Linked DNA regions of Homo sapiens: region 2 is linked to region 1. The links are chromatin contacts, found by Hi-C or POLR2A ChIA-PET in ENCODE. All regions are on one chromosome and are shown on one strand. Each heading gives the region's core, a stretch centred on a gene start or an enhancer-like site at or near the end of the contact. The rest is flanking DNA. Distances are from core to core; before and after follow the strand shown. Region 1 holds the start of NQO2-AS1 (NQO2 antisense RNA 1). Region 2 overlaps SLC22A23 (solute carrier family 22 member 23).

The links. A loop is a pair of places that touch in the nucleus more often than their neighbours do. ChIA-PET counts read pairs that join two places held with the same protein, here RNA polymerase II (POLR2A). Pooled maps may share reads with other maps.
Region 2: a loop to region 1 is called in a pooled map, with 2.0 times the contacts of the local background. The contact joins the enhancer-like site here to the promoter of NQO2-AS1 in region 1. A Hi-C loop is called at or near these places in 1 of 50 pooled maps. POLR2A ChIA-PET finds 5 or more read pairs at or near these places in 3 of 52 experiments (Caco-2, HEK293 and WTC11).

The regions. Positions count from the first base shown.
Region 1 is chr6:2,998,425-3,002,976 of GRCh38, reverse strand. NQO2-AS1 (NQO2 antisense RNA 1) reads left to right here and starts at 3,302. Exons shown (of 2, transcript NR_186367.1): 1 at 3,302-3,586. NQO2 (N-ribosyldihydronicotinamide:quinone dehydrogenase 2) reads right to left here and starts at 3,083. Exons shown (of 7, transcript NM_000904.6): 1 at 2,892-3,083. RefSeq lists a silencer at 3,085-3,334.
Region 2 is chr6:3,331,764-3,337,772 of GRCh38, reverse strand. All of the region lies in intron 3 of SLC22A23 (solute carrier family 22 member 23), which reads left to right. Among named protein-coding and RNA genes, the nearest start is that of PSMG4, 76 kb to the right of the region's middle. Within about 2 kb of position 3,077, at least 7 of the 41 ENCODE cell types and tissues checked have a DNase peak (open chromatin) inside an H3K27ac peak, as active enhancers do.

The DNA of each region.
Region 1 (4,552 bases), core at 2,053-4,552:
TGAGACCAGCCCGGGCAACATAGTGAGATCCCATCTCTACCAAAGATTTTTAAAAATTAGCCAGGTGTGGTGGTGCATGCCTGTAATCCCAGCTACTCAGGGGGCTGAGATTAGAGGATTGCTCCACTCCAGACTGGGTGACAGAGTTAGGCTCTGTTTCAAGAAAAAAGAGAAAGTAAAAGAAAAAAAAGAAAGCCTGTTTGGCTGAACTGTGGTTCAAAAAAAAAAAGAGTGGATGGTGGTAGATGCAGTCAGGGAGGTGGGAGGGGTCTGACCTGACCCCTCCTAGGGTAGGGGTGAGGATTTTATTCTAAGCCTGACAGAAAGCCCTTGGAGCCTCTTAAGCTGGAGAGTAATATGGAATGATCGCCAGTTGTGGTGGCTCACACCTGTAATCCCAGCATTTTGGGGGGCCGAGGTGGGGGGATCACCTGAGGTCAGGAGTTTGAAACCAGCCTGGTCAATGTGGCAAAACACCATCTCTACTAAAAAATACAAAAATTATCCGGGTATGGTGGCATGTGCCTGTAGTCCCAGCTACTTGGGAGGCTGAGGCAGGAGAATCACTTGAACCTGGGAGGTGGAGGTTGCAGTGAGTCAAGATTGTGCCATTGCACTCCAGCCTGGGCAACAGAGCAAGACTCTGTCTCAAAAAAGAAAAAGAAAATAGAGTGATATGAAATGATTTACCTTTGTAAATGTTGCCAGTGTTTCTGCAGACTGGGGGAACACCTTATCCTGATTCCCAAAGTGATTGCCCGAAATCATGTTGTTTGTATGAAATGCTTCATTTTCACTCCTCTAGACAGGGCATCCATTCTTCAGTGTCCCCAGCTCACCACTCCCTTTTGTATTCCTTGGCCCAGTTTACATGTTTACATCATATGGCTGGTGGCATGTGAGTTTGTGACTTCTGTCTCCATCCCCCTAGCGGTTAAGAATAAGAATCTGAGGTCCAAGAGCTGAGTGACTAACTCAGCTCTATTTGAGTGACTCAGCTCTATTTTCTATACTATTTGAAATAGTGGGGAAAGACTCCAACACAGGCTCTTGACTTGCAGTTGTGTCACTGTTCACTTGACCCCAGGCACTTCCCTTGGCACCCCATCCACAGCAGTGACAGTTCTCTCCCTTTTTAGAAACTATGCACCTACCCAGGCCTACAGGAAAAAAGAGCCATGTGGTTATTAAACTGTATATACCAGGTCAAGTGGGCTCTGATATTTTTGACGTGTACATTATTTAATTTTAAGAAGTTATTTTATAATGTTTTCACTTTTTTTCCTGTGCCTCTTTCCATGTGGACAGTCCCCGTGCTGGGCATTCTAACAGACAACATCTCACAGTGTATTCAGTGTGTATTCATGCGGCAGCTAAACCATTGCCTGCATACCCTTTTGTGCCCATTTTCCTATTTCTGGGACCTTAGGTTATTTCCATTTTTTTCCCAAAACTATAAACAGCACAGCTAGAAGTATATATTATTTAATACTTGTTCCTTTTCATGTATTTCTTTGGCTGTGATCTTCGGAGATTAAAGGTTAAACTGATTTATTTTTTCAGAGATTAAAGGTTAAAGAAGCTGATTTTTGGCCGGGCGCAGTGGTTCATTAATCCCAGCACTCTGGGAGGCCGAGGCAGGCGGATCACCTGAGGTCAGGAGTTTGAGACCAGCCTGACTAATATGGTGAAACTCCATTTCTACTAAAAATACCAAAAATTAGCTGGGTGTAGTGGCACGCACCTGTAATCCCAGCTACTCGGGAGACTGAGGCAGGAGAATAGCTTGAACCCGGGAGGCAGAGGTTGCAGTGAGCTGAGATTGTGCCATTGCACTCCAGCTTGGGCAATAAGAGTGAAACTCCATCTCAAAAAAAAAAAAAAAAGAAAAAGAAAGGAAGAAGAATGAGTTCAAGACCAGCCTGGCCAATATGGTGAAACTCCCACCTGTACTAAAAATACAAAAATTAGCCGGGCATGGTGGCAGGCGCCTGTAATCCCAGCTACTCAAGGGGCTGAGGGGGGAGAATCGCTTGAACCTGGAAGGCAGAGGTTGCAGTGAGCTGAGATTGCCCCACTGCACTCCAGCCTGGGCAACAGAGTGAGACTCTTCTAAAAAAAAAAGAAAAAAGAAAAAGAGGGCCGGGAGCAGTGGCTCACGCCTGCAATCCCAGCACTTTGGGAGGCCCAGGCGGGCGGATCACGAGGTCAGGAGTTTGAGACCAGCCTGACCAACATGAAACCCGTCTCTACTAAACATACAAAAAATTAGCCAGGCGTGGTGGCACGCCCCTATAATCCCAGGTACTCGGGAGGCTGAGGCAGGAGAATTGCTTGAACCCGGGAGGCGGAGGTTGCAGTGAGCCGAAATCGTGCCACTGCACTCCAGCCTGGGCGACAGAGTGAGACTCCGTCTCGGGGAAAAAAAAAAAAGCTGATTTTTTTTTTTCCCAGAGAGATTATAGGTTAGAGAAGCTGATTTTTCATTTTTTCCACAGTGCCACAATGTCCTTGACAAAGGCAGCGCAAACCAGTGGTTCAGCCGCGCCTTCAGGGCAGCGCTGGGCAGCGCACGGGCCTAAACCCCGGTACCCCCTTTACAGACTGACCTTGGGCCCGCTGATTCCTACTTGTAATATGACTATGATACCAGCACCCGCTCCATAGGGTTGAGGGCAGATTCCACCAGACGATTCGACACCGGGACCCTGCGTGTGGGCGCGTTCCGTGAGAGCCAAGCACGATCCTATGTACAGAATGGTCCCTGGCCCGGGCGCGACGACCCACAGGGCCATATGGCCGGCCAGCTGAAATCCCTGAGAGCGTTCTGGCCGTCCAGTCCGGGAACTGTCCTTCCCAAGTCCCCCGGTCCCCGACAGGGGATCACTCACCTTCCGACCAGCGCACTCCCCAGTAGGAGCCGCAGGACTGGGACCCGCGTCTCCCCAAGGACCGCTCTAGGAGTTGCGCCAGGTTCCGGCCGCACTGGACCGCGCACTCGCTGACGCCTGGAGGGCGGGAGCGCTGCGACTGCGCCCCCGGGGACCACGGACCGGTGCCAACCTAAGCAGCCCGGAACCTGCCCCGCGCCGCGGGACTGCAGGCCTCTTTACGCAGCGCGCCTACCACGCCGAGGCCCCGCCCACTCACCCGCCCCGCCCGTGAGCCCCGCCCACACCCCGCCCCGCCCCCGAGCCCCGCCCACTCCCCGCCCCGGCGGTGCGGTGCCTCGCTCCGCGCCCGTCCGCGCCCAGGCCCCGCCTCCACAGCGGCGTCCCGCCCCACCCACACCTCGCCTCGGCCCCTAAGCTCCGCCCACTCCCCGCCCCTGAGGTCCATCTGGGGCCTCGCCCGGCGATCTGGGACTGGGGAGGACCCTGCTGACTTCCAGGCAGGTGGAAACTGGATTGATAGAAATCCAGCGCGGGGAGGCTGTGCTGAGAGGAGGGACGCCCCTGCCCTGCGCCTCCCGCTCCCCATCTCTGGCTGGTATCCCGGTTACAGAATGAGGGTCCGTGGTGCAACAGAAAGAATGAGCCACTGATACACTCATCAGCTTGCTCGGATCTCCCGGGGAGTTACGCTGGTGAGAGAAACCAGTCCCAAAGGTCACTCACCGACGGCGCCGCTGGTGTACTGGTATTATGCAAGATGCCCTCGCAAAGGTCACGCACGGATGGTTCATTTATCCAAAGACCAAAGGAGAGAAATGCAGGACTCATTAGCAGTGCCCAGGAGATAGGGGGGCGGGTGGGTGTGGCTATAAAAACGCAACCCGGGGGGTGCCTGTGAAGGAAATCTGCGTCCCGCGGAACGCAACACGCTGTTGGGATACTGGATTGTCCTTTGTGAGATGCCACTATCGGGGGAAACCGGATGGCTTCACAGAAAAAGTTCGTTTAAAGGAAAATGGTTTAAGGCCAAGGAAATACCTAGAAAACGGAAAGTCTTGAAACCAGAGCCGGTGGGGAGTTATGGGGGGCGGTGCTGGTGAACAGTTTGGGCCGACTTTTTCCAGCGCTTGCTGGCTTCTGCCACCTCATTTGGCAGTCACCTGCCACTGTGACCTCCCCAAGTCCCTTCTCCAAACTCAATTCCTTGATTTCTGGTGTCCCGGGATGGCCCCACTCCAACAATAGAGCAGAAGGAAGGAAGGTTTCCCCTGTGTTTAGAACGTTCCTAACGAAAATAACTGCAACTCTTGATTGTACCTCCTGAGGGTCGTTGGGACTTTCCCTCTCAGACATTTATTGGTTCATTCATTCGTTCATTTTGCTGTAACTCACAGTGGCCCTCCCCATCCTAAGGTGCACTGCTGGGATTGGTCTATGTGCTGATGATGTTCTCCTTGTCTTCAGAGGTGAGAATGTGCCCTCCCTCCGAGATGCCCTCTTGCCCCTGAGCTCCCCAGCAGGGAATAGGCTGCCTTGTCTTGTGAGTCCAGATCCTGGGAACAACTTTCATTTAGGAATGGAACAGCAGGTCCTGGGAGCATTGGCGCCTGCGCGCCCATCATGCGCGTGTGTGATGCAACATCACCACCTTGTGGCAG
Region 2 (6,009 bases), core at 1,828-4,327, 340 kb before region 1:
GAAAACCCAGGATCTGAGGGAGTCCTCGTGGATCACCAAGGCCGAGCCCAGCCTGTGGCCTCTGCGAGCCTGTCGCCACACCAGGCTGTCCTTGCCCTCGGTGGGGCCCGAGCACATGGTACACAGGAAAGACTTGCCCGGGTCCTTGCCCTGTTGCCTCTTGTTACCTTCCCACCAGGGCTCTGCAGGAGCCTGGGCTTGAAATCTAGCTCTTCCTTTTGCTAACTGCGTTTATGGGAGTCAATGAATTAGTTTTTCCCAAGCTTCAAATAAGAATGTTAACACTGGGGGCAGGACAAGGCAGGATTTAAAAAAAAAAAAAAAAAGGGAATTGTAACACTTAACACAGAGCTTGTTGTGCAGATGATAAAAGGCACTGTGCCCAGTACCTGGCACCTACAAGGCCTCCCTGAATACTCACCACTCTCCCCAGCAGCACCACTGGCAGCTCTGTAAATGGCACCTCCGCCTTAGGCACACATAGTCACTGAGTGCAACTGTGTGGGGTGGGCTGGCGATTTGCTCCAACAAACAGGCCTCCTGGCTCTCCTGTGGTTGAAGCAGCCCTGAGGAACTCTGCATTTGTGTTTAGCGCAGAGCCCTCAGAGGCTACATTCATGACGGATGCTCATGCCCTTGTGTAAATATGCTTAATAAAGCTAGTCTGCCAGGAGTGGTGGCTCACACCTGTAATTCCAGCACTTTGGGAGGCTGAGGTAGGAAGATTGTTTGAGCTCAGGAGTTCAAGACCAGCCTGGGCAATGTAGCAAGACCTTGTCTACTATAAATTTTAAAAATCAGCCAGGCATGGTGGCATGTGCCTGTAGTCTCAGCTATAGGGACGCTGAAGTGGGAGGCTGAAGTGGGAGGACCACTGGAGCCCAGGAGGTCAAGGCTGCAGTGAACTGTGATCACACCAGTGCACTCCAGCCTAGGTAAAAGAGGGAGACCTTGTCAAAAAAAAAAAAAAAAAGCCTACTACAGTTATTTCTTAATTTACTCAATTTCTTAGCTGAACACATTGGGTAATAAATTTCCACATGGAAGTTGTGCCTGATTTCTGTGGTCTGATTTCTGTGGTCTGATTCAGGGCGTGTTGAGCCTCTGGTAAGTGCTGAATACAATGCTAGACGTTAGGAAGGACACAGGTGACAGAGTGGTTTTCCTTTTCAAGGAGCTCGCTGCTGTGGCAGTGTAGGGCTTGCAGCCACCTGGCTTGCCAGGAACATTGAGTTATGTGAGAAGAGCAGCCTGTGAGAAGGGGAATAGGCCTGGGACGAAATCATGGAGGACCATGGTTGGTGGGCTCAGAATTTGGACTGACGTAGCATTTTTAGCAGTATTGAAATAGAACAGAGCTGGGCTTTAGGGGCAGTAACCTGCCAGCAGGATGTCAGATGGATTAAAGGGAAGAACTCTTTGGTAGCAAAAGCCCTGGTCACAGGCGACTATGGCAGTCCAGGTGAGAACAATGTGGGCGTGGCATGGAGGTGCTGTCTCCTCCTTCCCGCCACCCAAGTGGATGATCACACACACATTCTGACTCGCAGCCTCCCACCTTCTTGGGAAACATTTGCTTAACTGCTGAGTTAGGTGAGGTGCAAATCTGTGTGTGTGCATTTTCTACAACTTCCAGCAGGCACTCCTAGGAGAAGAGTCCAGATTTCTCTCTTTTTTTTTTTTTGAGATGGAGTCTCGCTCTTTCGCCCAGGCCGGAGAGCAGTGGCGCCATCTCGGCTCACTGCAAGCTCCACCTCCTGGGTTCACGCCATTCTCCTGCCTCAGCCTCCCGAGTAACTGGGACTACAGGCGCCCGCCACCGCGCCCGGCTAATTTTTTGTATTTTTAGTAGAGACGGGATTTCACCGTATTAGCCAGGATGGCCTCGATCTCCTAACCTCTTGATCCGCCCGCCTCGGCCTCCCAAAGTGCTAGAATTACAGGCGTGAGCCACCACACCTGGCCTGAGTCCAGATTTCAGTCAGCTCATTTATAAACTCAGATATCTTATTAGGTTGGTGCAAAAGTAATTACGGTTTTTGCCATTAAAAATAATGGCACCAATCTATAGAACTGGAGGGAGAGATGGAGCCCCCAGGAAAGAAGAGCCCCCAGCTTAGCATCTATTTGCCAGTCCAAGCTGTGCATGCAGCAGGGCATGCATGTGATACACGCAGTGTGACCTGTCGAGTCACCTGTGGGGTATGTGAGAGCCCTGCTCACTGAGGCCTTGTCCCCACCTGATACATGGGGCGAGAGGAATTCACCCCAGAGATGGCTGAGACTCAGGGAGGATGCTGTCACTAAATTCCCTGTGCAGGACTTGGCTGAGAACTAGCATTCTGTAGTGTTAGAGTCCTCATGGCCCTGTCCACGTGGGCAGGAAATTCAAAGGCAGACACTGTGTGAGACAAGCTCTGTCAAAAACAAGATGGCCCAAGAACAAGATGGCACCAGAGCAAGATGGCATGGGGTGTTAGAAGGCCTCGGAGCCTCCGCCGCTGCTGAGAATGCACCGTTTTGCTTGGGTTTAGAGGAAGACCTCTTACTGCTCCCACCTGCTAGTATTTTCCTCAATCACAGACCTGTTTCTTGAAAACCCCTTTCCAGTTGATGGCCTGATCTGACCCTTTGTTTCATTAGCTGGTGCCATTATGTTGACTAGAACACGAAAGGATTTTCTGATTTGGTAGAGGAGGAGGAAGCTGATTTTAACTGCTGTACGTTCTATCAGCCTCAACTTTTCTTTTTATTGTAATCTCCATTTTTACAAAAACCCAAAAGTAATCCTAGGGACTTGTATTCTCCAAAGGCAATATGGTGAGAGGCCCGGAGAGCCCCTGGTGTGGAAATCACAATTTGCTTTTGCTACCAACTAACTCTGTGACCTTATTTTCCCCTTGAATAAAATAAGCAGGTTGGACAAGGATCAGCAGCTGCAGACTGGCAGTGTGCAGTCAGTCCCTGACCCTGCTCATGTTCTGTGTGACCTAGACAGTGTTTTGTTTTCTAATTGAATTTAAAGGCCTTTAAACTGGGCAAGCACCGGGCGATGTGCCACAGGCTCCGCCCCTAGCACCCGGCGGGCTTCACACGTTCCTTATCTGCCTAGCATTTGACTCTGCCAACCGTGGTGGGTGTTCTCTGAGTTTCCTTTTATCTGAAATAGGCTGAGAAATTTTGAATTTCTTTGCAACTTCAGGTTTCTTGTGCTTCTGCCTGCCTTGCCCTTTGGGTGTTGGAAGAACTCTTTTTTTTCATTGAAAAAAAAAAAAGTCACATGCCTGCTGTTGGTTAAAAAGCCAACATCTACGCTGGGCGCAGTGGCTCATGCCTGTGATCCCAGCACTTTGGGAGGCCGAGGCGGGTGAATCGCCTGAGGTCAGGAGTTCAAGACCAGCCTGGCCAACATGGTGAAACCCCATCTCTACTAAAAATACAAAAATTAGCAGGCACGATGGAAGGTGCCTGTAATCCTAGCTACTCAAGAAGCTGAGGCGGAAGAATAGCTTGAACCCAGTAAGTGGAGGTTGCAATGAGCCAAGATTGTGCCATTGCACTCCAGCCTGGACAACAAGAGTGAAACTCCATCTCAAAAATAAAAAAATAAAAACAGCCAACATCCAGTTACCCCAAGGCCAGTAGGCCAATAGGTGTTATAAACTCTAAAGCAGCTTAGCTTTGTTTTATTTTTAATATGCTAATGCTACAATGGAAAAATTAATTATAGGATCTCAGGGCTGAGATGTATAAAACTCTTCAGTGTTCAGAACACTGCTTTTCAAAGGGTGTTCCCTGAAGCAGCAGCATCACCATTCCCAACCTCATCCGCTTATGAGGAGGATTCAGTGGCTAATATTTGCAAAGTATACTGCAGTGGTTCTTCAGCTGGAGCCAGCATCAGAATTACTGCACAGCTTGTTGACACAGATTGCTGTTCCCAGCCTCAGTTTCTGATACAGTAGGACTGAGAAGGGCCCCGACTCTGTGTTTCTGAGGTGGTGGCCCCAGGTGAGGCTGCTGCTGCAGGTCTGGGGCCACACTTGCAAACCACTGTCGGGGAGGCACTCTCCTCTGTGTGGTCGCAACATGGGGAAGCAAGAGGGCAGGGATTACTATTTTATATAGCATGGTCAGGGCAAAGCTTCTGGGCAAGATGGCTCTTAGAGACCTGAGAAAAGGAGGAGGGAGATATGCAACTCCCTGGGGAGGACAGACGGGGAGTGCACAGCCCAGAAGGGGGGTGTGCTTGCTGGGTTAGAGGAGCAGCAGGGAGGCCAGTGTGGCTGAAGTGGAGCGATGGGGCGGGGAGGGGCAGGTGATGTGGTCTGAGGGATGCGGGAGGGGTGGAAATCACATGGGTCACTGTGAAAGACTTTGCTTTCACTCTGAGTGGAACAGGAGCCCTTGGAGGGGCACGTGTGGTGTGAAATTAGCTATCACCCAGAGTGATTGTGATTTTATGATGCTGCCTCTTCTGAACTGACCGTATTTCAGGGCAAAGAGCTGGCCCTTGTTGCTGAATACAAGTTCTTCCTTCCAAAGTAATTCAAGGTGAAAACAGTATACAGTGAAGGATGGAATTAGAAAATCAGATCACCATTTTGCACTCCCTACAAAACCTTTAGGGAAAATGTTGGTGAACAACTCTAGGATGGGAGGCTGAGGCGCCGCCGCTTTGCTCCATGGGTCAGTGGTAGCGTCATTCCCAGTAGGTGACCTCCTGCGGGGCAGCACCGTGACGCACAGGCACCAGCTGCGATACGCTCTTCCAAAAACCTGAACCTGGGTCTCACCAGACATTAGGTGGAGCTTCCAGTTTAGAGATTAAACCAGGGCATGAAGGAACATGTGAACGACATCACGGGACAGTCACATAAAACCAGCGGTTTCTTCAAGTTCCATGGGGAAAGAGGGTCGGGGGAAGTCTGCTCTAGACTGAAGGAGAATTAAGATATGTAATATGTGGATCTTGTTTGGATCCTGATTTAAAAAAAAAACTATAAAGAGACTTTTTTGAAGTAATTGAGTAGGTTGGACACAGACTAGATATTGAATAATATTAAAGAATTATTGTTAATTTTGTTAGATGTGAAAATGTCTTTTTTAGGAGAGACATATTTGTATTTAAAAGTAGAATGACATGATTTCAGGAATCTGATTTAAAATATTACAGAGAAGAGAGGGAAAGAGGCAGAAGAACCAAAAGGGCAACATATCCAAAATATTCATGACATGATTCTCTCTTCTTTGTGAATATATGAACATTCAAAAGAAAAGTGTTTTTAAATCCAGATGCAAGAGAAGATGGGAAAATGAGAGAAGAAGAGAAAAGAAGACTTACTTGGAAAGACTAAGTTGCTAATAATTCTTCTCTATTTAGAAGTATTATGCCAAAGAGTAAAATATATTTACTATTACTAGATGTCACACAGTAGTGATGCTGTGAACTGGTATTGAGATCTATTCTGTTTACCATACGCCCAGCCCCTGATTCCCTGATTGCTTGCCAAGCTCATAAAATAATGACAATTGATGATGACACTGATGATGAGAAATAAAAGTCAGATCATCTTCCCTGCCCTCCGACAGCTGGGGAACTGAGAGCATGCTGTTATGGGACAGAGCTTGAAGTAATTTAGGGCTCGGCTGTTTGGCCACATGCCTCGGAGGTTTCAAATCTGAAGGCCTGTGAGGCTCCATTTGCTCAAAAGCGTGATATAATTCTACAAACATGGTCACTCACTGCGTATGATTTTGATCCGTAGAATGGATAGCACCAGAAAAACTGAGGATTGGGAATTGTCACTTTGGAACTGGTTGTTGGAAAACCTGGGTGGTAAGCTGTGCTCTCCACCTTAAAGCCACCCTGTCCCGTCTCTGCTCCTTCAGTTAGCTTGACAATGAACAACAGACCTGAAAGGAAAGAATTCCAGTGGATGGGAGGGGATTCTGATGTTTGAAGTCGTTCCTCTCCTTGGCTTTCTCTGCTGTTTTTAAATACTAGGA